3 separate regions of the Homo sapiens genome follow, and all the other regions are linked to region 3. The links are chromatin loops, found by intact Hi-C in ENCODE. Cell type or tissue: dorsolateral prefrontal cortex. All regions are shown on one strand.

Region 1 (8,000 bases), 72 kb after region 3:
CCAAAATATTAGTGGTGGTTATTCCTCGCTGCTGGAATGGCCACTTTTATTCCTTTTCTTTTGGATTGTTCGTATGTAGAATTTCTTTTGCAATTAAAAAAAAATCAAAGTTACAAATTTTTTTTTTGAGACAGGGTCTCACTCCATCACCCAGGCTGGAGTGCAGTGGTGTGATCTCGGCTCACTGCAGCCTTGACTTCTGGGCTGAGGTGATTCTCCCACCTCAGCCTCCTGAGTAGCTGGGACTACAGGTACACACCACCACGCCTGGCTAAATTTCTTTTATTTTTTGTAAAGATAGGGTTTCACTACGTTGCCCAGGCTAGTCTCAAACTTCTGAGCTCAAGGAGCTCAAGGGATCTTTCCACCTCATCTTCCCAAAGTGCTGGGATTATAGGTGCAAGCTACTGTGCCCAACTAAAATATTCATTCTTAATTACTATAAAATTACTATGGAACCAAAGAGTGCACGTCCTTGTTGTGACTGGTCCCCTTTGAGACTCCCAGCATCCTGGCAGCAACACCAAAGAGGCACCATTGTCAGCTACCCAATTCCCAGAATCCAGAAACAACCCATTTATTCAAGTAGTAGGCAACTGCCTTGCTCCTCCAAGCCTGGACAGGAATCTCACTTTCCCCAGGAGGGTGGGACACACAGAGGGCCTTCTGCGGTGCTGTCTCTTCGAACTGCCTTAGACGAGGGGGACGAGGGGGCTGCTCCCATCCAATCACTGCCCAGGTGAGTCCTGGCCCTTGAAGGCCTAAAGCACGGGTTCCTGGTCTCAGAAGAACCCCAAGGTACTGGCACACCTCATATACCCAGCCTCCAAAACCCCCTCCTGGAGCCGAGTTTCTGAATGAGAGGGAGGCTGGATGCTGGGAGCACCCACCCTCTAATGAGCACGGCTGGCATCCTCTCCGGGGGTGGCAAGGGGCAGTGGCTTCTCTCAGCACTGGGGGCTGGCCCGGAAGCTGGGCCTCCAGTGTCCTCACTGTTTCTATGGAAAGGTGAGTTTTGGATCACTGCCATCCGGAAGCCCCCTCTCCCTCTGCCATTTACAAAGGACTAAGGGACAGGGCCCCAGATTCTCACCCGTCCCTCCCTCCACACAGGCGTCTGTCTCCTTCCCAACTGGGTACTTTTTGGAGGCGCTGGGTAAATTCTGGTGGCCACATGCATTCTGCTGGATCTACTGCCTGGACTTACAGCTGTCATCGAAATCCCCCTTGACACGCGACCCCACAGGATCCTCAGCTCCTGACTTCTGAGTCCAGACACGTTGCCCAAAGGCGCCATCAGACCTGGGATTCACCAGCCTCCCACAGGCCTCTCCCCAGAGCCCCAGCCTGGCCAGTGGGACCAGAGCAGTCTCAGGCTGTGCTGAGGACCCCGTCCCCAGAAACGGCTGGGCCAGCTCCACCAGCATTCCACCACCGTCCTCTTGCCATGTCCCTGATAATGCACACTTTTTTTTTTTTTTTGAGACAGAGTTTCACTCTTGTTGCCAGGCTGGAGTGCAATGGCGCGATCTTAGCTCACCTCAACCTCTGCCTCCCGGGTTCAAGCGATTCTCCTGCCTCAGCCTCCCGAGTAGCTGGGACTACAAGCATGCGCCACCACGCCCGGCTAATTTTGTATTTTTAGTAGAGACGGGGTTTCTCTGCGTTGGTCATGCTGGTCTTGAACTCCCGACCTCAGGTATCCGCCCTACCTCGGCCTCCCAAAGTGCAGGGATTACAGGCGTGAGCCACCGCGCCTGGCTGATAATGGACACTCTGTAGCAGGATCAATGCACAGCAGGCCACTGTGGCCAAGACCTGAGGTCCCACGCCCATTCAGCTCCATCTGGGGTGTGTCACATCCTTCACTGCAAACCCCACCTCAGCCACTACTGTACAGCTCTCAGATCCTCAGCTTCCTCGTCTGTAAAACCAAGGAATGAATCCGGGACTCAGCACAGGGGGATGCTCCGCAAGACTCTCCGGCGCCTGCGCGGCTCTTCCCCAGCTCCCCCTGCAGCTACGTCACCTCCCACGGCCTCCTCCGGCGCCTGCGCGGCTCTTCCCCAGCTCCCCCTGCAGCTACGTCACCTCCCACGGCCTCCTCCGGCGCCTGCGCGGCTCTTCCCCAGCTCCCCCTGCAGCTACGTCACCTCCCACGGCCTCCTCCGGCGCCTGCGCGGCTCTTCCCCAGCTCCCCCTGCAGCTACGTCACCTCCCACGGCCTCCTCCGGCGCCTGCGCGGCTCTTCCCCAGCTCCCCCTGCAGCTACGTCACCTACCCCGGCCTCCTCCGGCGCCTGCGCGGCTCTTCCCCAGCTCCCCCTGCAGCTATGTCACCTCCCACGGCCTCCGGCGCCTGCGCGGCCGCGGCTCCGCCGTTCAACCGCATGCGCGACAGCGCTGAGGCCCGGGGAGCGAGGATCTGCCGCCGCTCAGCCCGGAGCCCGCTCAGAAACCTCGTTCTGCCGACTCGGACGGCAGCCGCCGTTTTGGATCCTGCATTCATTTCCTCCCAGGCTCTGGCTTGTCCCGTCGTTGGTGTCATCTAGGAGCTGCCCAGTCCCGGTCTCACTCATGTGAGTGTGGCGGGCTGGGCGTGTGCAGAATCTCCAGGAGGCACTTTTCTGCACACTCTGGAGAGCCTGCCTGGCCCTCCAAGCACACACCCGTCACTACGCAGACCCGAGAAGGCTCTGCGAGGTGGTTGTGGCTTCCACCACATGAGCACCAGGAGCTGACCTCTTCCCTTCCTCCAAAGTGGCCTCTGGGATGTGCTGCGTGCCAGGCGACATCTCTCCCACCGAGACTCAATCCTCCATCTCCAAGTCCAGCCAAGGCATCCCCGTCAACCCTGCCCTCAAGCAGCACAACTTCTCCCCTGGTCTGGAGACAGAGGAGAAGGAGGGGAGGAAGAGGGTGGGGGCTGGGGGGAGCTTCAGCTGACAATGAGGTGGAAGGAACTAGAAAACATTTCTCCCTCTGAAATAGCGGCATCGGGTCACCAAAGCCTCAGATCAAGTGCAGCTGGAGAAGGGGAAGTGAATGAACTCTTTATCTGGACTTTCTTTATCAAAAAGGTTTAAACTGGATCTAAGGCACACTAGGTGTTTTTGCCCTCGGTGCAAGGTTTCTGCTCCGCAATGGAGCCGTGGAGCAGACAATGGCTGGAGCCCAGCCTGCCCATCAGTGGGGCCTGCACAAGGCTGAGGCGATCTCAGGAATCAGGGCTGGACCCCTTCCAGCTACTGGTCTGCCCACCCCAGAGGCCCCTGTCCTTTGAGTTTCCCGTTATTGGTTTCCCTTTCATTCACTCTTACGTTCAGAGGTCGGACCTAAGAGAACAGAGACACACTGGGTAGTGCAATATGAAGCGGGGCAGCTGGGGTCAGGGTCAGAAAATGGGGCTCGCACTCCCTCCAGCACCTCCTGGCTGGGTGACCCACAGCCACCTCCTCTCTCCTGGGACCTGCGGCTCCTCCATGCCCTGCCTCCTTGGTTGATGAAGAACCAATGGCTGTGTGCCACAAACTACTAGGTTCCATCACAATGGAGGCCATGGGGGCCTCAAGACCAAAGACCCCAAGACCCCTGAGTACAAGCAGGGGCAGCCAGGAATTGGGCCTCTGCTGGGTCCTGGAAACCCCAAAAGCTAAAGGCCCAGGGCTTCGCTCCAAACCTCTCCCTCGAGGCCACACTGAGGACTAAAGGAATTGCCAGAGCTCAGCCTCAAGGGGCTGTTCCTCAATGTGGTGTTGAGGGTGGGATTTGGAAATACAGGCCCAGGTTCGAATCCTCCCTCTGCCAATTGCCAGCTGCCAGACCCAGGGCAAGATCCTATGCCTCTTAGATTCTTGTTTCCTCAATGACAGAGATGGAAAATAATCAGGGATGACAGCCTGGAACAGCAAGTTGTAAGGGTGTATGCATAGACAGATCCCCACTGCGGAGAGCACGCATCAGGGAAGATGCTGCAGCCCCCACCCTGGCTCCTGAAGTACAGTTCAGGTGCATAAGGGCCTCCAGGTCTTTCCTGTCAATGTTCTTGGGGACTATCCATGGTCCCCCACCAACCCCACCCTCCTGACCTTGGCATGCTCAGGGCCAGTGTAACGTCTTTTGTGCTGTCTACTTCTGTTCCAGTCAGGGAGTAGACCCTGAACCTCAGGCTTGGCCTGAAAATTCTCTTCAGCTGCACACAGCTGTCCCCAGCACAGGGACAGGAACAGGAACCAGCAGCGAGGGGCCTGCCATCCCCCAAGTGACAAGGCCCTACAGAGGAACTCCCATCGCTCAAGGCAGGGCACTTGCCCCTCTCAGTTCTCAGGGAGGGATTGCATCAAAGTCAGGGGCTGGGCTGGGAGGACTTACTTGCTAGAGGGAGACAGGCAGGTGGACACTGGATGGGGGAACGAACGTGAGGGTCTGGGTGCAGAGGCTTCCTTGTCGCTTCAGAAAATGTGACACTCCTCATTGCAGCCCCTCTCCCAAAAACCAATCCTCCCCAGTCATCACTAACTCCCAGGCAGTGACGGGGAAGGAGGGCCAGGGGGACCCTTGGGCAAAGCCGGGGGCTGGGCCCTGTTTCTCCTACAGCAGAGAAAGAACTCGGTCAACCATGGTGGCTAGAAGCCGGGGGCTTGGGAAAGAAAGGTCTGCTGTTTGCCAAAATGTAACAGCTCCTCTCCCTCACTGAAGCCCGGGAGAGCAGAGAGCCGTGCCAACCTCTCCAGCCTATTCCTGAGGGCACCTGCCCCCATGCAACCCGCGGGCAGGAGCAGTTCCCTCGCCCGCCGCCAGGGTGCGCCCCGCTCCGAGCAGCCGGACGCCGTCCTCCCGCCGCGACGGGGCACCAGCCCGCCGAGAAATGGCTGCCCCGGGGCTCCTGCGCCCTCTGAGAAGAGTTTGTGGGCTTGATGAGTTTGCTTTACCAAGTATTCCCAAGTACGATGCCACGTGGGGAAAAAGGAACCCTTGTGGCGGGTGTGGACGAATGTAAATACAGACACCCCCGGCGGGCAGGCAGAGGCCCAAACAAGCGGGCCCGCCTGGGGGCCGGCTGCGGGGCGGACCTTCTTCTCCCAACGTTCTAGGCGGCATCTTGTATTTCTGGTGCAATAGAAAAGTTTTAAAAACGTAACTTGGCTTTTTTGCATGTACTACAGGCTCATGAATACTCTGTTCTCTATGTGCACGCATATGTATGTGTGTGTGTGTTCGTGTTTGTGTGTGCATATGTGTGTGTATGTGTATGTGTGTTGTGTTCGTGTGTTTGTGTGTGTTCATGTGTGTGCATGTGTGTGTAGGTGTGTGTTTGTGTGTGTGTGCACGCACACATGCTTTAATGTCTCTGGCATCTGGACCCGCGGCCAGGTGCAGGCCTGGTGGCAGAGTAGGGCTCTGTGTCCACACTAGGGAATTTGGGGGGTCTGCGGGCCAGGGGTACATTGGGAATAGGGGAAAGAGTAGAAAAGGGTCTGGAAATCCAGAGAACATTTTTCCTGAGAGAGTCTCTTGACAAAAGCAGCTTCTACAACTACAGCAGTCCCTCAGCTCTCACAGCTGGGACCTACTAACCCTTGCGCTGTTCTCAGCAAAACTCCTCAGAACTCAGCCACAAAAGGCAAGTCAGCAGTTCACACTTGTGTCAGCCACACAGAAACTGTATTCCACCAAGAACAGCCTGCCCCTAATACAAATAGGGCAGGGGATGGCAAAAGGTTCTGTCCCAAGTCCCCTAAACTGGAGCCACAGAGGGGAGACCATCCACAGAGGAAGCTCTGGGCTCCCGGGGGGGCTCTCAGGACCCCCCACTGCTTGGTTCCAGGGTGAGGCTCTGCCTGGCTCCCCTCATTCCGGAACCACAACTCACAAGCCAAGAAACACAAAACCAAAAGCCACATGAACAGGCACAGACAGCGAGGGAGGCAGGCCAGGCCCCAGGACAGCCTGGGGCACTCCATCAAACTGAATGACCCTGTGGACTCCAGTTAACCCTGAGCTTGCCCCTTTCCCCAGCCATGGTGAAAAAGGCAGAAATGGAGGGGCCTCCCCCATGCCTTGGTGGCCCAGCTCACTATTGGGCCTGTGGAGGACCTGTCCAGCAGCTGTTAGGAAGAGAAGAAGGTACTGGAAGGGCCTGATTAAGGCTGTCTGTGCAGCTGGATCGTGGCTGGGGCAGAGTGGGAAGGAAGGCCAGGAGAGTGGCGTGTCCGATTATGTTCTCCAAAGACGGCCACAACAGTACCTCCCATCCTGTCACCCCTCCCATCAACAAGTGGAGTCTGTGTCCCTTCCCCTTGTATTTGGGGGGAGCTTGTGACTTGCTTGTTACAAATAGAATATGGTGGAAATGATGCAGCATAACTGCCAAAGCTCAGTAGGAAAGGCAATGAAGCAGACACTCACCTCTGGAGCCCTGAGCCTGTAGTCAAGAAGTCTGACTGTGATGAGGCCGCCATGCTCTGAGGAAGCCCAAGCCACATGCAGAGGCTGTTGTGGCCAACAGCCTGGGCTGAGGTCGCACCAACAGCCAGCATCATGTGGGGGAAACATGAGAGATGACATCTTCAGATGGTTCCAGCTGTTGGGTCCCTCTCAGCTGTGGAGTCTTTGCAGTGGAGGCCTCAGACTTTACAGGATGGAAGCAAGTCAGCCCTCCTGTGCTCTGTGCAACTTCCAGACCTGCAGAACCAGGAGTATGGGAAGATGGCTGTGGTAAGCCGCTAAGTTTTGGGGTGCTTTGTTAGAAAACAGCAGTAACTGGAACAGATGGCCCAGGGAGAGATTCAGAAAACTGTGCCAACCAACATTCTGCTCTTTTCACTTTCACGGATGCTGCCGGGACCCAGGAGGCCACAGGTCTTTTGAAGAGCTGTCCCCTCTTTAGCAGGTAATGACTCAGGCTCAGGGGATGTGGGAGCTGCCTCTGGCAGGGCAGCCCCCTCTGCCTGGTGTGCAGGGAACCAAAGTTTGCAGCTTGTGCAAGGCAGACCTGGCCTCTTCTTCTCAGGCCTGAGGAAGGTGCTGCTGGCCAAGACTGACTGTCCGTGCTGGCTGAGCTCTGGGGCGGATTGGCCAGTCCTGCTGGTGTTTCCAGGCCTGATGGATGAACAGGGCCTCCAGAGTCATGGGTGACTACAGCACCGGCTCCTTGTCAGGCCCAAACGAAAACCACTGCTGCTGTGGCCTAGCGACCTTAGAGAGGAGACACACCTTGCCTTTGCCACTTGTTTCTGGCCTGGGCTCTGCACTCCTCTCCATCGGCTACTCTGACTCATCGGGAGTAGACAAAGGGACAGAAGTTTCCAGGAAAAGGGAAAGAGACTGCAGGCAGGTCCTGTGGCTGTGGAAGTGGGTCTGGGGAGCCTTGACAAGGCCCCCCGCTCCAGAGGCCCACATGGCCAGCAGCAGCCAGGCCATAAGCAGTCAGCAGCTGCCATCATTGCCTATCAGACTATCTGTTTCCAAGGAAGAGGCTCCAGGAAGCCACAACACAGACGCCTTTATTCTCCCTGCTGAGATGCCAGCCAGGGACTAAAGGGCAGGAGAGAGGCCTCCGAGGTATGGGTTTGCCTCCCAGAATGTGCAGCCGGAAATGACCTTGACCTTCTCCCATCCCCATTGTGCACATGGGAAAGGAAGGCCCAGGGAAGCGGCCGATCCAAAATGTGTCGTTGCCAGGGCAACCCGGCCGCAGCGCTTGCAAGCCTGGGAAAAAGTTGTTGTTCATCACGGGGGTGGACGTTTGTCTTGTTTTGATTTTTCAAAAGCCTGAACCAACTCAGCTTTTTAACATGCTGCTCCAGGACACGGTGCTACTTGCAGACAGCCTGAGGAGCAGATGCAGGCAGAGCTGATGGTGTTCAGACACCCTCGCCGATTCCAAAACATCCCTGCTCGGCTCCTGCCTCACTTCTCGGCAGACAGCCCTGTCCTGTCTATACCCAAGACCCAAGGGTCAGGCCGATTCCTGTCCATTTCCCTCAATCAGCAACTTTG
Region 2 (8,000 bases), 47 kb after region 3:
CTGAAAAGGCCTAAAAACAAGGACCAACCAAATGCCAATATGCACCCCTAGGACCCAGACTGTGGTCTCTAAGTACCAAAGTGAACCAGGGCTCATCAGAATCATGGCAGAGTCCAGGTCCGGGGCAGGGAGTGCACCTGGAACATCTGCCACCCTAGAAGCAAGGACATCGTCAGACTTCTGAGGGTGAATTGGAGGACCTTGGGCCAGACTGGTCCTGGGAGGCTGGGCCGGGCCCTGCCCTGCTGGCCTAGAGACACACACGCGGCAGGTACCTGAGACAGTTCCGCTCAGGGCTCTGAAGACTCATCCCAGAGGGAAGACAGAGGCCTCTTCCTGTGACCTGTGAAGGTTCTTTAAAACTCACTGCGGCCTGAAGAGAGACTCACTCACAGGAAGGGAGGAGGGGGCTGGCTGGGAGCACACGGGCAGCCAAGCAGGGGAGCCAGGATGGAACCGGACTTGACTTGAGATCTGTCTGAGAATTAAGGAAGGAAAGGAGGCAGGAGAGGCAGGGCAGACGAGCAGGTAAACAGGATACGCCTAGGACACAATTCCAGTTGCAGGGAACAGGGGCAATTATTCTTTATGACTCTCTATATTTTTAACTGTTTGTTTTCAAAGTAAAAGCTATTCAAATATCTTAGTTTTGTTTTTCTGATGCATAAAAAAATGATGGGAAAAGGAGACAAATACACCTGAAGGAAGTTTTTGTTTGCTGTATTTTCTACCATTTCTATCATCTGCAAATACGTTATCAGTCAACAGCTTTTTAAAATTTGGTGGCAGGAGAAACTTTATATTGAGAACTGCTATCCGCGAGCTTAACATATTCTCTTGAGTCTGAGGGACAGAGCTGCGTGATGCGGGGTACATAACTTCCCAGCCCCATCAGCTTCAGCCTCCTCTGCCATGCAGTGAGTGCTCAGGATGCCCGCCACAGCCTGAGGGGAGACAGCGATGCCGGGGACAGCCGGCCTGGTGAGCCAAGGCTCTCGCAAATGACAAGCCATTAGTTCTCAGAGCACTCGTGCTGGGAGCACATTTTGAGTGCCCCCCCGCCCCAACCCAATCTCCTCTGGAATTCTCCCAACTTGTCTTTAGCCCTGGCTTTGTCTACTCTACAGTGAGGAGCTCCCCGCATAACAGGGGCGGGCAGGATATGGCCGGCGGGAGGGCCCCTCCTTCGTACTGGGGGCAACCGTCTCAACCCTGAGGGGTCACGGAAAGAGGACAGCCTTTCTTCTCTGGCGAATGCCCTTCCTGCGGGCGACGGTCAAGCATTACCCTTCGGGCAGAACCCGGCTCTGCCCTCTCAGAACACAGGATGCAACCCTGGGTGGGAGCAGGGGAGGTAGACGAGGCTCGCAGCTGGCAGGCCAGGCTCAGGGAAAGGAGGCAGCCCCTGGCCCCCGGGCACTGACAGCACAGTTTCTGCCACTTACAGGAACTACACGGTGGTGAACACAGAGAAGGGCCTCATGGAGGTGCAGAGGATGTGCTGCCCTGGGATGAAGGTGAGCTGCCAGCTCCAGGTCCAGAGATCCCTGTGGACAGCCACCGAGGTAAGCACTGCCCGCAGGCCTGCCCACCGAGGTAAGCACTGCCCACTGGGTGCAGCCCTGGGTGGGGGCCACATTCATAAAAATACAGGACGCCAGGTCAAGTGAACTTTCAGATAACCCCCAGCGCATCCCCGTGCAGTCCCCAAGTAATGCCAGGAGCCCCGAGAAGTAGCAGCCTGTCACCAGGGGCAGCTCAACCCTGCCTGCTGCTGGCTGGAGGCCGGGATTTGCGATGGTGAGGACCAGATGTAGACCCTCAGCAGGAGACGAGACCCAGGAGGCTAGGGACGTGCCTGTGTTTCCCATAACACTGCTAGTCACTCAGCTCTGAAGGCCTCTTGCCTTCACATCAGGGAAATCAGGGAAGTCACTAGAAGGCCCAAGGAGGGGTCTTCTGAGAAGTCCCGAGACAACTGGCCAAACACAAATGTTCTGAGGCAGGCTAGGCACAGGGGCTCACGCCTGTAATCCCAGCACTTTGGGAGGCCAAGATAGGAGGATCACGAGGTCAAGAGATTGAGACCATCCTGGCCAACATAGTGAAACCCCGTCTCTACTAAAAAATACAAAAATTAGCTGGGCATGGTGGTGCGTGAGTGTTCCCAGCTACTCAGGAGGCTGAGGCAGGAGAATCGGTTGAACCCAGGAGGTGGAGGTTGCAATGAGCCAAGATCGCACCATTGCACTCCAGCCTTGCGTACCACTTAAGCCTCAGAAATCTCAGTGTTAAGAAACATCTGACAACAGATTAGCCGAAGTAGGTGCAGCCCAGTCCCAGGCATCCAAGAGATGCTCCCACAACATTTCCTCCTAGAATGGGCGAGAGCAAGGGCTCTGCCTAAAGCGTGCTGTTGCATGGGAAGAACAGTGAACATTTCCTCCTAGAGTGAGGAAAGCAAGGGCTCTGCCTAAAGCATGCTGTCTCACATGGGAAGAACAGTGAGAAGACAGCATTGCGGCGTGAGTCCACTTTGCCAGTACCAGGTGCACACACAAATACCACAGAGAACTTCTGAGAGGCTGTGCCCCCAGATCCCAATGTTGGTTTTCTCTGGGGAATAGATGACGGGCTATTTTCTGTTTCCTCTTTAGACTAGTCTGTCTTTTTCAACGTTTCTACAAAGAGCAGAAATCCATAAACAACCCACCAGAACGTGTCAATCCATGTAACTTTCCAAGACCCATAGGGGATCCCCAAGTCCAAGTGCATCCTCATGGGAATGGCTTGGGAAATGCCAGACACTTTCCAGCCTGGGTCTCACAGTGGACCTGTCTGCCTCTGCAGGACCAGAAAATCTACATCTACACCCTCAAGGGCATGTGCCCCTTAAACACACCCCAACAGGCCTTGGATACTCCAGCTGTCGTCACCTGCTTCTTGGCCGTGCCTGTTATTAAAAAGGTGAGGTCGGGGCAAAGGCAGGTATGCAGGTCTCTGATGCACTTCCACGCCTAGGAGGCGTCTCCTAGCTATGTCAGGGTGGCGCCTGCAGAGCCACACCTAGGACCACCTGGCCTAGGACGTAGACTTAGAGACGGTGGGAGGAAAGATATCAGACCTGGTCCGTCATTAGTGCCTTCCGGTTTGCAAAAACCTAAGTCAAGTCCCCAGCCAGACTGCAGGCCGAATGAAAAACCCCCTTTCACATGCAAATGCCCTGACTCAGGTGGAAGGACTGTTGGTACAAATGGCACGGTGAGCAGTCATGCGTGTGCCCTTCCCCTATCCGGAGCCTCTTCCCCACCTGCCCAGGCCAGAGCCACCTCACAGCCACTTGATCACCAGGTCCTGGAGGTCCTGATCTCCCTCCCTCCATCTCTGCCTCCCGCCAAGTACTCGCCGTCTTACACCAGACGCAGTTTCTCTTTGTGCAGCATAGCCCTGCAGACTCAGCTCTTTAACCTCCTAGCCCTGGCCTTTCTAAATGAGACCCCAAGGGGCACTCTCCCCATTAAAGGCCCAGCCAGCTGTGCTGCACCTTGGGATTAGCCCCAGCCTCTATGAGGCTGGCCTCCAGTCCCTGCTGGGCCCGGCACCCTCCCCACAAAGCACCCCACTCTGTGCTGGGCCCTTGACATCCCAGCCTCCTCCAGGAACAGCCCCTCCACGCACCTCTTCCCAGACGGCCTCCGATTCAGTTCTCAAGACCCGGGGCCTTGTCCCCTCCTTTGAGAAGCTGCCCCTCAGTGGGGGGCAGCTCCCTGGCTTTTCCGGGCTCCTCCGCCCACAGGATTCAGGCACGGCTCAGCCAGCTCTGGTTTCATCCACCCTGAGGGGCCTGTCTGTGCATAGGCGCCCTCACTAAATGCACAAGAAGCCTTTACTGGTGTTGCTTTGTTAAAATGTGACTGTCATCATCCAATTCCAGTTTGCCCATCTACAAAACAGGTATAAGAAGAGACAGAAGGCCTAGCATACCCAAAGGTCTAGGCCGGTGTGCTTGGTAAATGAGTATTATTATTACTTCTGGATGGTCGCAAAATACATGAACTCTTCTCTTCACCCTTCTTCAGTTTCATTTAAAAAAAAAAAAAACAGGTATGAAATGAACCTTAGAGTCATTTATGACCATGGCCCCACAGCGAGGCTACGCAGCTTGGGACCAGGCCCGTACCAGAGCGCAGGAGAACACGACACAAAGTGTTATTGAGGCCACCGCTGGCGAGAGCCCCCAGCCAGGGCACCACCTCCTGCACGACCAGAGGGAATAAAGCCTGCTCTGTGCAGGGCCTCCTGGGCAGGGTGTCTGCCCCCTCCAAGGCCGCCAGCGCGAAGCCTGCATTCTTGCACGCGCACCCACGTTCACACCCAGCCGGGACGTGGCACTCACCGCCCTGGCCGGGGCCTGAGCCAGGACTGCAGATAGAGACCTGGAGCCTGTTTGCCTTGGCTGCCTTCTTTCCCTAAAGTCCTGGGGATGGATTTCGATACGCTTTCTTAGAGCATGTTGTCCTGGACAGTGAGCTACGGGTCTCCACTCCATTGCCCTGCACAGCCAGCCTCCTGAGCTCCCCCAGCTCCCCACAAGGAGGCTTTCTGCCCTGCCCCCTCACTGGCATGAGGCCCAGCTCCCTGCTCTGCCCTGACTCCAGCTTTGTTCTGCAGACCTCTTCCCACCCCCACCACAGCCGACGCGGTGTCTAGGCTGCGGAGCTGCACTCTGTTCCTGGCTCTGCCCTGGGAGGTGCCCCGGGGCGGTCTGGGGTGGGCCCAGCATTCAGCAAGGTCCCTGCAACTTTGGCCTCTGCCCGGTGACCTCTGGCGGGTGTAGAAGAGCTCATGCTTCATTGAGGGGGTGGGGGGCACCCTGAGGACCCTGTCAACGTCAGCTGAACCACAGGCATCTCGATAGATGTAAGCTGGGATGAGGGCTCAGCAGGCTGAGACAGGCCTCCAGAAGAGGGTTGAGTAGGAAGCGATTTCTTCCAGAATTAGTTCAGCAAACACATGTCATCCACTTGGAGCAGGAGCCAGGTGGAGTCACAGGGCCACCAAGATGAAGGAGACTGAGCCCTTCCCTGTGCCAGGCTAGTGCCACGGGGATGCTGGTGGGCTGGGAGCCCATCCTTATGGAACACTCTGCCTGGTGGGGGGGGTGGCAGGCAGGGGGCAGTGCACAGATGCTTGCCATGCCCCCACTGCTGTCATGTTAAGCAGCACCGAGAAAAGGGCGGGGGCACCAGGTCCTGCCTCTGAAGGAGGCCTTGGTGGCCTCAAGGAGAAGGCAGCTCCCTGCTGCTCGCCCTGCAAGAAGCTGGCAGAAGCAGAGGCAGCCCATGTGGTCCAGGTGACACGCAGCCTTACTTGGTGCCACAGGCCCTGCCTCTGGGTGGCACATTCCTTTCTTTGCTGCAGGGATGGTAGATATGGCTCTGCGGAGTCAGAGCTGCACTTCTTTAGGAGTAGCCCCGGCCTTTCTAAGAGATTTGCTGCCCTGAGGCGCACTGGTGGAAAGTGACTGCCCGCCTGGTGTGGGTGCAGATGAGTCCAGTGCCTACTCTGTGTCTCTCTTGGAATGTGTGAAATGGAAGGATGTGACACATCCCTGTCTCCTTCCTTCAGAATTCCTACCTGGTCTTAGCGGGCCTCGCCGATGGGCTTGTGGCTGTGTTTCCCGTGGTGCGGGGCACCCCAAAGGACAGCTGCTCCTACCTGTGCTCACACACAGCCAACAGGTCCAAGTTCAGCATCGCGGATGAAGACGCACGGCAGAACCCCTACCCAGTGAAGGCCATGGAGGTGGTCAACAGCGGCTCTGAGGTCTGGTACAGCAATGGGCCGGGCCTCCTTGTCATCGACTGTGCCTCCCTGGAGATCTGCAGGCGGCTGGAGCCCTACATGGCCCCCTCCATGGTTACGTCAGTCGTGTGCAGCTCTGAGGGCAGAGGGGAGGAGGTCGTCTGGTGCCTGGATGACAAGGCCAACTCCTTGGTGATGTACCACTCCACCACCTACCAGCTGTGTGCCCGGTACTTCTGCGGGGTCCCCAGCCCCCTCAGGGACATGTTTCCCGTGCGGCCCTTGGACACGGAACCCCCGGCAGCCAGCCACACGGCCAACCCAAAGGTGCCTGAGGGGGACTCCATCGCGGACGTGAGCATCATGTACAGTGAGGAGCTGGGCACGCAGATCCTGATCCACCAGGAATCACTCACTGACTACTGCTCCATGTCCTCCTACTCCTCATCCCCACCCCGCCAGGCTGCCAGGTCCCCCTCAAGCCTCCCCAGCTCCCCAGCAAGTTCTTCCAGTGTGCCTTTCTCCACCGACTGCGAGGACTCAGACATGCTACATACGCCCGGTGCTGCCTCCGACAGGTCTGAGCATGACCTGACCCCCATGGACGGGGAGACCTTCAGCCAGCACCTGCAGGCCGTGAAGATCCTCGCCGTCAGAGACCTCATTTGGGTCCCCAGGTACGTTTCCCGAGGTGAGGGCACCATCCAGGGCACGCCCACTGCTCCTGCTCTGGGGACAGAGCAAGGGGAAGCCCCCTGGCTTCCTTACAGGTCATGTGGGGAGGCAGGTGCTGTTCTTCCAAGAGGGTTGGTTTCCTCCATTGGGAATGGAAGCGATCGCTTTAGCAAATCTAAGAGTGGCCGCACAAAAGCTTATTGCCTGCCAGAGAGCTTAAGGTGCCACACAAGGAAAGCCACAGTCAACTGTGACTCAGTTTCCACTGAGAAAATTCTCCTCTGCTTTGAAGTCTGTCCCCTCCCCATAACTTAATCCCTTAGCAGAAACTGCATGTCTGTTGCCTCCCTCCCGCACCTTTCTGCACACCGGCTTCACTCCCCGGAGAGCACGGCTACCGACAAATCGCTTCCCCTTCTGGGTTTTGGTTGCTTAGGCGCGGTGGAGATGTTATCGTCATTGGCCTGGAGAAGGATTCTGGCGCCCAGCGGGGCCGAGTCATTGCCGTCTTAAAAGCCCGAGAGCTGACTCCGCATGGGTAAGACTGAGTGGCAGCTCCTTTAGGACCCAGGCAGCAGCATGAGCACAGAAGGCCCTGCAGCCAGGTCCTGCACAGTGGCTTTGCTGCCCTTCCATTCTCCCAAATAGCATAGCCACTAACGTGGCTGTAAGGCAAAGTGGAAACAAGATGGGGCCCCTCAGACAGCTCCTAGGGGCTCCGCACTGGCCATGGCTGCCTGTTTCTGGAGTACCCAGTGCACCTGTAGATCAAGTACCCTACCTAGTACCCTACCTAACGAATGTCTCCAGGGCCAGAGTTCAGCTGCAATCGACATGCAGATGCATCCAGGTCATTGATTCACTGTTCTTCCTGCCAAGCAGGAAACCCTACCCGAGGTGTCCACCAGCCCACACAGCACCCTATGGGGACAGATGACACAGGCACACCTTGTCATCTCCAAGCCTGGGGTCTCAGCTCCTGCCCTTCCTGGGCTGAGACATAGCTCAGTACCTGTCTGTGGGTGGGGACCCCCAGGATTATGCCAGTCTCCTCTGTGAAGGTATGCTGGGCAGGGTGGCCTGTCCGGGACATGGTCTACATGGTTGCAGTGATGTGAGGCTGGCGCCAGCTGCAGCTCCCCACAGTGTTTACACCCCGCACTTTGACTACCGAGCCCCACACGGTAAATCTCCCCTACGAAAAGTCCTCAGTTCAAATGTGTGTGTGTGTGTGTGTGTGTGTGTGTGTGTGTGTGTGTGTACTTTGGAGCTCTTCCATTTCACACTAGGCCTGTTTCCCTGCAGCATGAGTTATCCCCCATCCCTGGGCAAGTGGGTTTTTATTTCATCTGGAGCATAAGAGGGTGGAGAAACACCAGTCAGCTTGCTTCTCCCAAAGCAGGACAATGACAAGGACATCCTTGGCAGTCGCACTCCCTTGCCTGCCAGCTTTGAACTTTTGCAGTGAGTCCTGGGCCAGTGACCCTTACTCTGTAAGTGGTTCTGGAAGCAAGATCTGG
Region 3 (8,000 bases):
GCACGTGGACAGCAGAAGCAGCTGTGTCAGGTGGTGGTGGGGTTATGGTTCGTATCCCTCGGGACTTTCTTTAAGTCCACGGCCTGCCCATATATGAGGCTGAGTGGACACTGAGAGCTCCAGGAAGGGCCTTTCCACGGAACCCTGTGTGCCTACCCCAGAATACGGGTACCTTCTCGCTTTAGGTTGTTTTAGGTGGTTGGCGGGTCCTTAGGCAGACAGGCCGTGGATCACACTCATTGCTTGGAGCTCAGGGCCAACCCCAGAAGGGGCCCCATCAGGGCAGCCTCACCAGGGGCCCTGTAGTGGACCCCCAGGCAGAGTGCCCAGGCCACCCTGCACAGGCTTCAGCCCCCGGTCCTGCCAGGCCACTGCCAGGACCCCCACGGGCACTCCTCCAAGGCCTGGTGCAGCCTCTTGTGTGCGGCGACCCCCACAAGGCAGCGAAGGCCCCTTCAGCATGTGTATCCTCAGAGAGGATGGGCTATCATGTCCTAGGCTCCTGACAAGCACAGGGCAAAGCCAGGGACCCAGGGACAGGACTCACGCTTCTCAGAAGAAAGGAGCCACGCGGGGTGCCCCCGGGGGGGGGTGGTCCCACATCATACTCCTCGCAGGGTACTCCTGGCCTTCAGGCCTTGTCCACAGCCCCTGGGCCCCTGTTCTGAGTCTGTCTTCTCGTATTTCACACCAACAACTAGCAGGCTTGGATTTTTGGCTTCCCCCAAAGCCCAGAAGCAGCAAATCAGGAGAGGCAGAGCCTTGTCCAGAGCTTCACTGTGGGCCTGCAGGGAATGTGTCTGCTCGAGGTCTCCTTCTCCACACTGGGAAGGGGTGGGTGGGTATGTGGGGGCTTGGGGGACCCTGAGGTCTGGCACATGGCAGGGTCTCCATAGAATTTCAGCAGGAGGGGGCTGGCTGCAGCGGTTCTGATGGTGGGCGGTGGCGTGAGCCCCTTCAACAAGGAAGGAGACAAAAGCACCAGGAGGAGAGAATTTAATGTGGGGCAGCAAACAGCCTGTGGCCCTCCTGAGGCCGCCCTGGTTGTGGGCGGGATAGTTGGTGGCTGTGGTGATGTCCTCAAGCAGGGAGATAGCATGTCTAAGGTACTCCTGCAAAGTAAAACGTGGGCCAGGCATGATGGCTCAGACCTGGGCACGGCGACTCAGAACCGTACTCCCAGCACTTTGCGAGGCCAAAATGGGGGGACTGCTTGAGGCCAGGAGTTTGAGGCTGTAGCAAGCTATGATCACACCGCTGCACTCCAGCCTAAGAAACAGAGCGAGACCCTATCTCTAAAAAAGTAAATAAATAAAAAGAATAACAAAAAAAGAATAAAACGTGTTACAGGTGCAAGGTAGCCCCTCATCCCCCTTGGTGACTGGGTTCCCTGCAGGGTCTGTTTGCAGTAGGGCTGAGGGAGGGCTACCCACGAGGGGCACCCCAGACATGCTGATAATCCTGAGGGGCCCAGCTTGGGACTGTGTCGGCTAGCAGAGGGCATGCGGCTAGGACAGTTACCCTTGGTGGCACTGCCACCCCGTCCCCAGACCTGGGCTGGCCCAGGAGGCCACCCACCAGGAGGTGGCAGACACCAGCACTGTACTGCATGCCCCATGCCACCCCCACCAGCCGTGAGCCGTTGTCCTCCAAACCATCAGAGTCTGGCACTTTCCCCAGAGAGACACACCGGTAATCAGTACTCTTAAGAATCCTTAATGCTGACAGCTGCTTGGGCTCCTTTCACTCTAGAATAATTGCCTCTCACTGCCTTTGAGGGAGGAGCTCCTGTAGATAGATGGCCCCGTCGCACTGTTTGATATCATTTCGTGAGTTTGAAGAGGCTGCTGGGCCCCACACAGCTGGGATCTGCGTGAAGGAAAATTGGTTGGAATCGTTTGACTGCGCGTGGTTGGGAACTGACTGGCTCTTCAGTCTCCCCTCCCTTCTTGTATCTGATGCTATCTTAGCTTCTCTCTCCCTCCCTCTCTCTCTCAGGCCCTCATGTTCTTGAGGTTACAGGGGAACCAGCTGGCGGCACTTCCACCTCAAGAGAAGTGGACCTGCAGGCAGCTCAAAACCCTGGATCTCTCCAGAAACCAACTTGGCAAGTAAGCAGGGGCCTCTCCTCCCTGGCCAGTTCCAAAGCGTGTGTGGGGCCACGGTCGAGCAGGTCCTCTGAATGGTGGCATGTGAGTCTGCGAGGGCTGCTGAGCCGCCAGCTGGGGGCTTAACAACAGAAATCACTGCCTCACAGCCCTGGGGGCTGAAGTCCGAGGTGAGGGTGTGGGCAGGCCTGGTTGGTTTCTCCTGAGGCCCCTCTCCTTAGCTTGCAGATGCCGTCTTCTCCCTGTGTCCTGTTGCGGTCAGGCCTCTGTTCACGTCTGTGACCTAATCTCCTCTTCTTATAAGGACACCAGTCGGATTGGATTAGAGTCCATCCTAATGACCTCATTTTAACTTAGTTACCTCCTTAACAGCCCTGTTTCCAAATACAGTCACATTCTGAGGAATTGGAGGTTAGGGCTTCGACACAGGAATGTGGGGGGAAACAGCCCCTAATGGTGTCCTCTCATTTTTAATTTTTAGTCTGCTGGAGAATCTTGTCTCTCACTTCAGCCCAATCTGTAATTCTGTTCAAAAGTCTCTGCTGATCACTAACTGAAATGGACGTGGAATTGAATAAAAGCACCCAGCCCCAAAGCCTTCCAATAGGTGGAAAGCCGGGATGAGCCCAGCCAGCCTCTGGAGACCAGCCGCCCCCGTTATCTGCAGAAGGCCACTTCTGCAGTATCACGGTGGAACTTGCACCCCAAGGAGGACCTCTGCGGGGAGGGGTGGGGGCAGTGAAAAAGGCAGCCGCCACTGCAGCGTGCGCCCCTGCCAGGCCCTGAAGAGTTGCACATGAATTGCTCCCTATCTCCGTGGCTTGGCATTATAACATCACAGCCAAAAGTAATGCTTTTGTCGTGCTGTCCTCAAATTTTGTCTCTTTTTCCTCCCCCCAGAAATGAAGATGGACTGAAAACGAAGCGTATTGCCTTTTTCACCACCAGAGGTCGCCAGCGCTCCGGGACTGAGGCAGGTGTGTGTGGGTTGGGAGACGGTGTTCCCAGATGAGACAGCCGGGGTAGCCTGGTTCCTGCTCCACCAAAGTGGGGATCGCCCTTATCTTGGGCCTTCCCCTTCAATGCCCTGTTGCAATGCCACAGATGTCCAAGTTCAAATGAAAACCCTGCATATGAGCTGCGCCCATTCTTTCTGTCCCACGTGTGACACGCAAGTATCCTCAAGCCCCACTCTCCTGCGTGGAGGCCAGTGATGCCAGCAGCTAATATGTGCAGCTGATCTACACACCAGGCAGTGCCCTAGGCAGGTTACATATGTGAGAGTTTCTCATCCTCACAACGTGAGGTATGGGCCACATTTCCCCATTTTGCACGTGGGGAGACTGAGGCTCCCAGGGTGTCTGAGCTTGGCTGCCACACCAAAATACCACCGACCGAGTGCTTCAGCAGCAGACACTTATTTTCTCACAGTTCTGGAAGCTGGATATCTGAGAGGAGGGTGCCAGCACTGTCAGGGGCTTGCGAGGGCCTTCTTCCTGGCATCCTTCTCTCTATGTCCTGAGATAGTGAAGAGAGAGAGGACTCTGGTCTTTCTTCCTCTTCTTTTTTTTTTTTTTTCTTTGAGACTGAGTCTCGCTCTGTCGCCCAGGCTGGAGTGCAGTGGCGCGATCTTGGCTCCCTGCAACCTCCGCCTCCCAGGTTCAAGCTATTCTCCTTCTTCAGCCTCCCAAGTAGCTGGGATTACAGGCATGTGCCACCATGCCTGGCTAATTTTTGTATTTTTGGAGATGAGCCACTGTGCCCGGCCCCTCTTCCTATAAGAACGTTAATCTCATAAGGGCCCCACCCTCATGACCTCATCCAAACCTAATTACAGCTCAAATATCCCATCTCCAAATAGTAATTTTGTATTTTAATACAATACAGGATGCCAGGAAGAAGGCCCTTGCTAGCCCCTGACAGTGCTGGCGCCCTCCTCTCAGATATCCAGGGTTTCACCATGTTGGCCAGGCTGGTCTTGAACTCCTGACCTCAAGTGATCCGCCTGCCTCAGCCTCCCAAAGTGCTGGGATTACAGGTGTGAGCCACCACGCCCGGCCCCTCTTCTTATAAGAATGTTAATCTCATCATAAGGGCCCCACCCTCATGACCTCATCTAAACCTAATTACAGCTCAAATATCCCATCTCCAAATGGTGTCACATTGGGTATTAGAGCTTCGACATATGAATTTGGTGGGGGGCGGGGGACACAGTTCAATCCATGGCATAGGGACTGACTGATTTGTCCCAGGTTGTGTGGCTGCTTCTCAGTAGCAGAGCCAGGTTTCATCCCAGGACTGTGGGACTTCAGCCCTGGACCAGCAGCTACGTGCTGTTAAGTCTCTACTGCCACACGATGGTATCTTGCAAAGCCCACATGGATCACGGCCGCCTTTGGACCCACAGGCTGAGGTGAGGCCAAGGTTGCACAGGGGCTCGTGGTCTTCCCCAAAACTCAACAGAGACAGAACTTTCCTAGTTTTTGTGCTGGTCACACAACAAGGCCAGTTCAGCAGAGAGTACATCTAGGTAAACAAGCTCTTTTTGTTCCATTATCTTCTGTGAGACACAGGGGAAGGTATGGAGCTGTCCCTTTCATTAAACAACCAGCTCTGCTTCTTAACCTCAAAGCTACAACTTCCAAAGCCAGCTCTGCTCACAGAAATATCCCTCAGGATGCTGGCCCAGAAAACCAGAACCCACATCCAGGTTGTTTTAAACATAATACAACTTTCTTCTTCAGTTTGATAGATGGTTGTTGGCAAGTACAGATAGTATGAGGTAGGGATGAGTGACGCCACAGAGGCCAGGACACATTTGCAGGAGGTGAACTAGGGAGTTTGCCGCTGCTACGCTCTTGGATGAACTGGTGTGCTTGTGTGTTGAGTATGATACACATAGAGATCTGTCCCATAAGAGCGTGTGTATTTATATGTGACTGAAAAAGGAATATCAGTGGACCAGATAAAAGAGTCCAAAAATAGACCTCAGTAAACATAGAAATACATCGGGAGTCCCCAGCGCCCCCCAGGAAGCGAACCGGTATTGGTCCCTGGCCTGCTAGGAACCAGGCCACACAGGAGGAGGTGAGCGGTGGGCCAGTGAGCATCAGCGCCACCTCCTGTCAGATCAGCGGCAGCATTGGATTCTCATAGGAGCGCGAACCCTATTGTGAACCGCGTCTGTGAGGGCTCTAGGTTGTGCCCTCCTTATGAGAATCTAACGCCTGATGATCTGAGGTGGAACAGTTTCATCCCTAAACTGTCCCCCTCACCAATGCTGCAGTCCATGGAAAAATTGTCTTCCACAAAACCGGTCCGTGGTGCCAAAAAGGTTGGGGACTGTTATTATGTAATATATGACAAAGGCAGAACTTCAACTTAGTGTAAAAGGATGCTTGCGTGCGTTAATAAACGGTGTTGATATTCCTGCCTGGAAGGGGGACAAAACACGATACTAGATTACAACAATCAGGTTTAAGTATAAAAAAAGAAAACAATAACATTTAAGGAATATAGGTATAACTTTGCTATGAGGGAGATCTTTAAAATCTAGTTGGAAAATCCAGGAATAATTTTTTAAAAAGACTGAAATCATTGGCTTCATAAACATTCAAAAATTGTGTTCAGTGGGAAGCATCATAAACCAAGTCATAATGCAAACAGACTAAGAAGAAATATTTGCAACACAAATTGTTGCAACACAAATTGGCTTAAGTCCCTGATATACAAAGAATGCTTACAAATTGATTTAAAAAAAAAAAAAAAAAAGACAACACAATAGGCAAAAAAAATGGGCAAGGGATATAAACAATTTTCAGAAAAGGAAGTCCAGAGGGCCAGGAAACAAATGAAAAGGTCCTTAACCACACGAATAGGGAAATGCAATTATGAATTTCATAACTGATCCTTTTATAAATGAAGAGCCTTAGGACTGTAGAAATTGAGTCCAGACATAGGGATTTCACTTAGAAGGAAGGGGAAACAAACACCATCTTCTCCTTCATGCCAGGCGGGATGATGGGTATGAGAACAGGAGCTAGTGTAGACCTCGGTCACGCAAGCCACTTGCTGTGTGGATTAGAAACGTGTCTCCAGTTTAGAAATGCCGAATCCTTCCTGGGACCACGGAGGAGTGTGCAAGGAAGTGGGCTCAGCACTCAATGAGACGCCAGTGGGGAAAATCACAGGCATGCATGGAAAAGCACCATAGGACTACGCGCGGTACCAATGCTCTAGAAAGTGACAGCTGGCAGCCCGCAGAAGTACATCTGGGGAGCCATGTGAGGGGGCCGCGCCCCTGGGAGGTTCTCTGGCAGAGGTGAATCTTGGCCTTGGCAGATGACAAAGGCCTCTTGATTCTTTAAACTTCATCTAGAAAGTTGAGGCCCACACCTGAGTGAAAAGAAGGCGGCTCTTTGCAAACCCTTTTCCTCAGTAGGGTTATTCTCCCAGGGCCATGGACCCTTGGGTAAGGAATTATCTACAAAAGACAGCTTGTTTGCAGTAGGATAGTAAAATTCCAAGTAGATTTATGTACATCCAAATAGTCATATTTGTGCAGTGGCCTCATCCAAAAATAATTTGGATGGCCGTTTTTACGGTAAAAATCAGACCAGCAGAGTCATAAATAACTTATGAATAAATAATTACAGTTCTTAAATACCTTGAACTGTGTTCTCCCCAGCTCAGTGCCCATCGTTTTCAACACTGGGCCAGGAGGTCTGTTACAGGTGTTGCCTCTGTTTGCAATCATAGCTCATTATTCCAGCCATCTCTTACTTAAAGAGGCTTCATAAACACCGTAGCGAAACTTTAAAAGTTTGGAAAGCACAGAGGCCAGGTGTTTAGAATGTGTTCTCTGGGGAGAAAGTAAGCCTTTCTCATTATGACGTTCTTTCATGAAAATGTGAATTAGGGCAGGCTAATATTGATCATCTTTTTTCATTGAAGGAAAAAAAAGGAAGCTTTTTGAACATTTCCTTACCTAGCAAGGACTCATACAAAGCCATCTTTAGAAGGCCGGTGCACCTTTATTTCCGCAGGAGCCCCTGCAGTGAGTCCCATTCACAGTACAGCTAGCTGGGCAGATTTTCCAGGCATTGGTTTTGGTATTCCATTATCGGCTCTCCCTGAATGTTCTCAGAGGCCAGGTTACCCATTACCATTGTTATTGCAGCTACATGTGTGGAGGAAAGCCAGAGCCGAGGCGGGGTAGCTATGATCAAGGGCAACCGAGCCTGGTTTCAGCCCAACAAAAGAACTCCGGCTTCTCTATTTTCCATGTCTGGCAGGGAACCCTATGAGAGGGCTTTGAGGCAGTTGTTTAATCTTGAATTCTCCGAGCTCCCAGGCATGCTGTCCTGCCCCCTCTCCAGGCCTTAGTAGGGAGGATAAAGGCACTTCAGAGATTCTGCTGAAATCCAAACCTCTGATTCCCATCAGTGTGCGTTTCCAAGCTCTTTCTCAACTCAAATGCTCTGGTGCCCGTGGAAACAGCAAATTTGACATGATTTTCATGGTAATCTCATAGTGAGCCTAATTAATAAAGTCACTTAAATACTAAACAGTTGGCTGGCTTTTCAAAGAATGGCATTGTAAGAAGCATAAAAACAGCCAACTGTGGTATATTTTCATTAACTAGCTTTTTTTCATGGAAAAAGCAACGCATGTATATTTTAAAACACCGTTTTTGAACAGTAGCAAAGGGCATGGGATAAATATTCAGTCCTCTAGTAATTCCTTTCCCCAGAGACAACTATGGAGTTCAGTGCATCTCTGGTAACCATTGTGTTCCTGTCTAACAACTGTAACCTCTGTGCATACACATGTGCAGGTGTGGTGTGTGTGCATATAACATATACATGGTATGCGTGTGTGTGCATGCATGTG

Evidence for each region. Hi-C counts contacts between places; a loop is a spot of excess contacts. Peaks named below come from ENCODE experiments on the same cell type or tissue, not always from the same donor. Only the 100,000 strongest peaks of a DNase experiment are listed, where the experiment ranks them.
Region 1: a loop joins it to region 3, with 2.1 times the contacts of the local background. A loop is called at or near these places in 67 of 110 quality-filtered maps.
Region 2: it touches region 3 in a loop (6-fold over the local background); 9 of 110 quality-filtered maps call a loop at or near these places.

Annotation. Positions count from the first base shown.
Region 1 is chr15:101,084,159-101,092,158 of GRCh38, forward strand. The region is part of intron 1 of LRRK1-AS1 (LRRK1 antisense RNA 1); the gene reads right to left. Among named protein-coding and RNA genes, the nearest start is that of LRRK1-AS1, 64 kb to the right of the region's middle. RefSeq lists a silencer at 4,715-4,954. In dorsolateral prefrontal cortex, CTCF peaks have their summits at 4,805 (motif pointing right) and 5,015; DNase peaks (open chromatin) are centred at 4,793 and 7,750; H3K4me3 peaks cover 944 bases; H3K27ac peaks cover 3,194 bases.
Region 2 is chr15:101,059,724-101,067,723 of GRCh38, forward strand. It overlaps LRRK1 (leucine rich repeat kinase 1), which reads left to right. Exons shown (of 34, transcript NM_024652.6): 30 at 1,448-1,565; 31 at 2,851-2,967; 32 at 5,629-6,482; 33 at 6,917-7,018. The region is part of intron 1 of LRRK1-AS1 (LRRK1 antisense RNA 1); the gene reads right to left. Among named protein-coding and RNA genes, the nearest start is that of LRRK1-AS1, 88 kb to the right of the region's middle. RefSeq lists enhancers at 2,490-3,155, 3,156-3,820, 7,811-8,000. In dorsolateral prefrontal cortex, no CTCF peak of the experiment used is centred here; DNase peaks (open chromatin) are centred at 4,298 and 4,688; H3K4me3 peaks cover 869 bases; H3K27ac peaks cover 1,382 bases.
Region 3 is chr15:101,012,318-101,020,317 of GRCh38, forward strand. It overlaps LRRK1 (leucine rich repeat kinase 1), which reads left to right. Exons shown (of 34, transcript NM_024652.6): 11 at 1,999-2,111; 12 at 3,009-3,085. Among named protein-coding and RNA genes, the nearest start is that of LRRK1, 97 kb to the left of the region's middle. RefSeq lists a silencer at 2,967-3,261. In dorsolateral prefrontal cortex, a CTCF peak has its summit at 3,057 (motif pointing right); DNase peaks (open chromatin) are centred at 1,804 and 3,084; H3K27ac peaks cover 1,657 bases.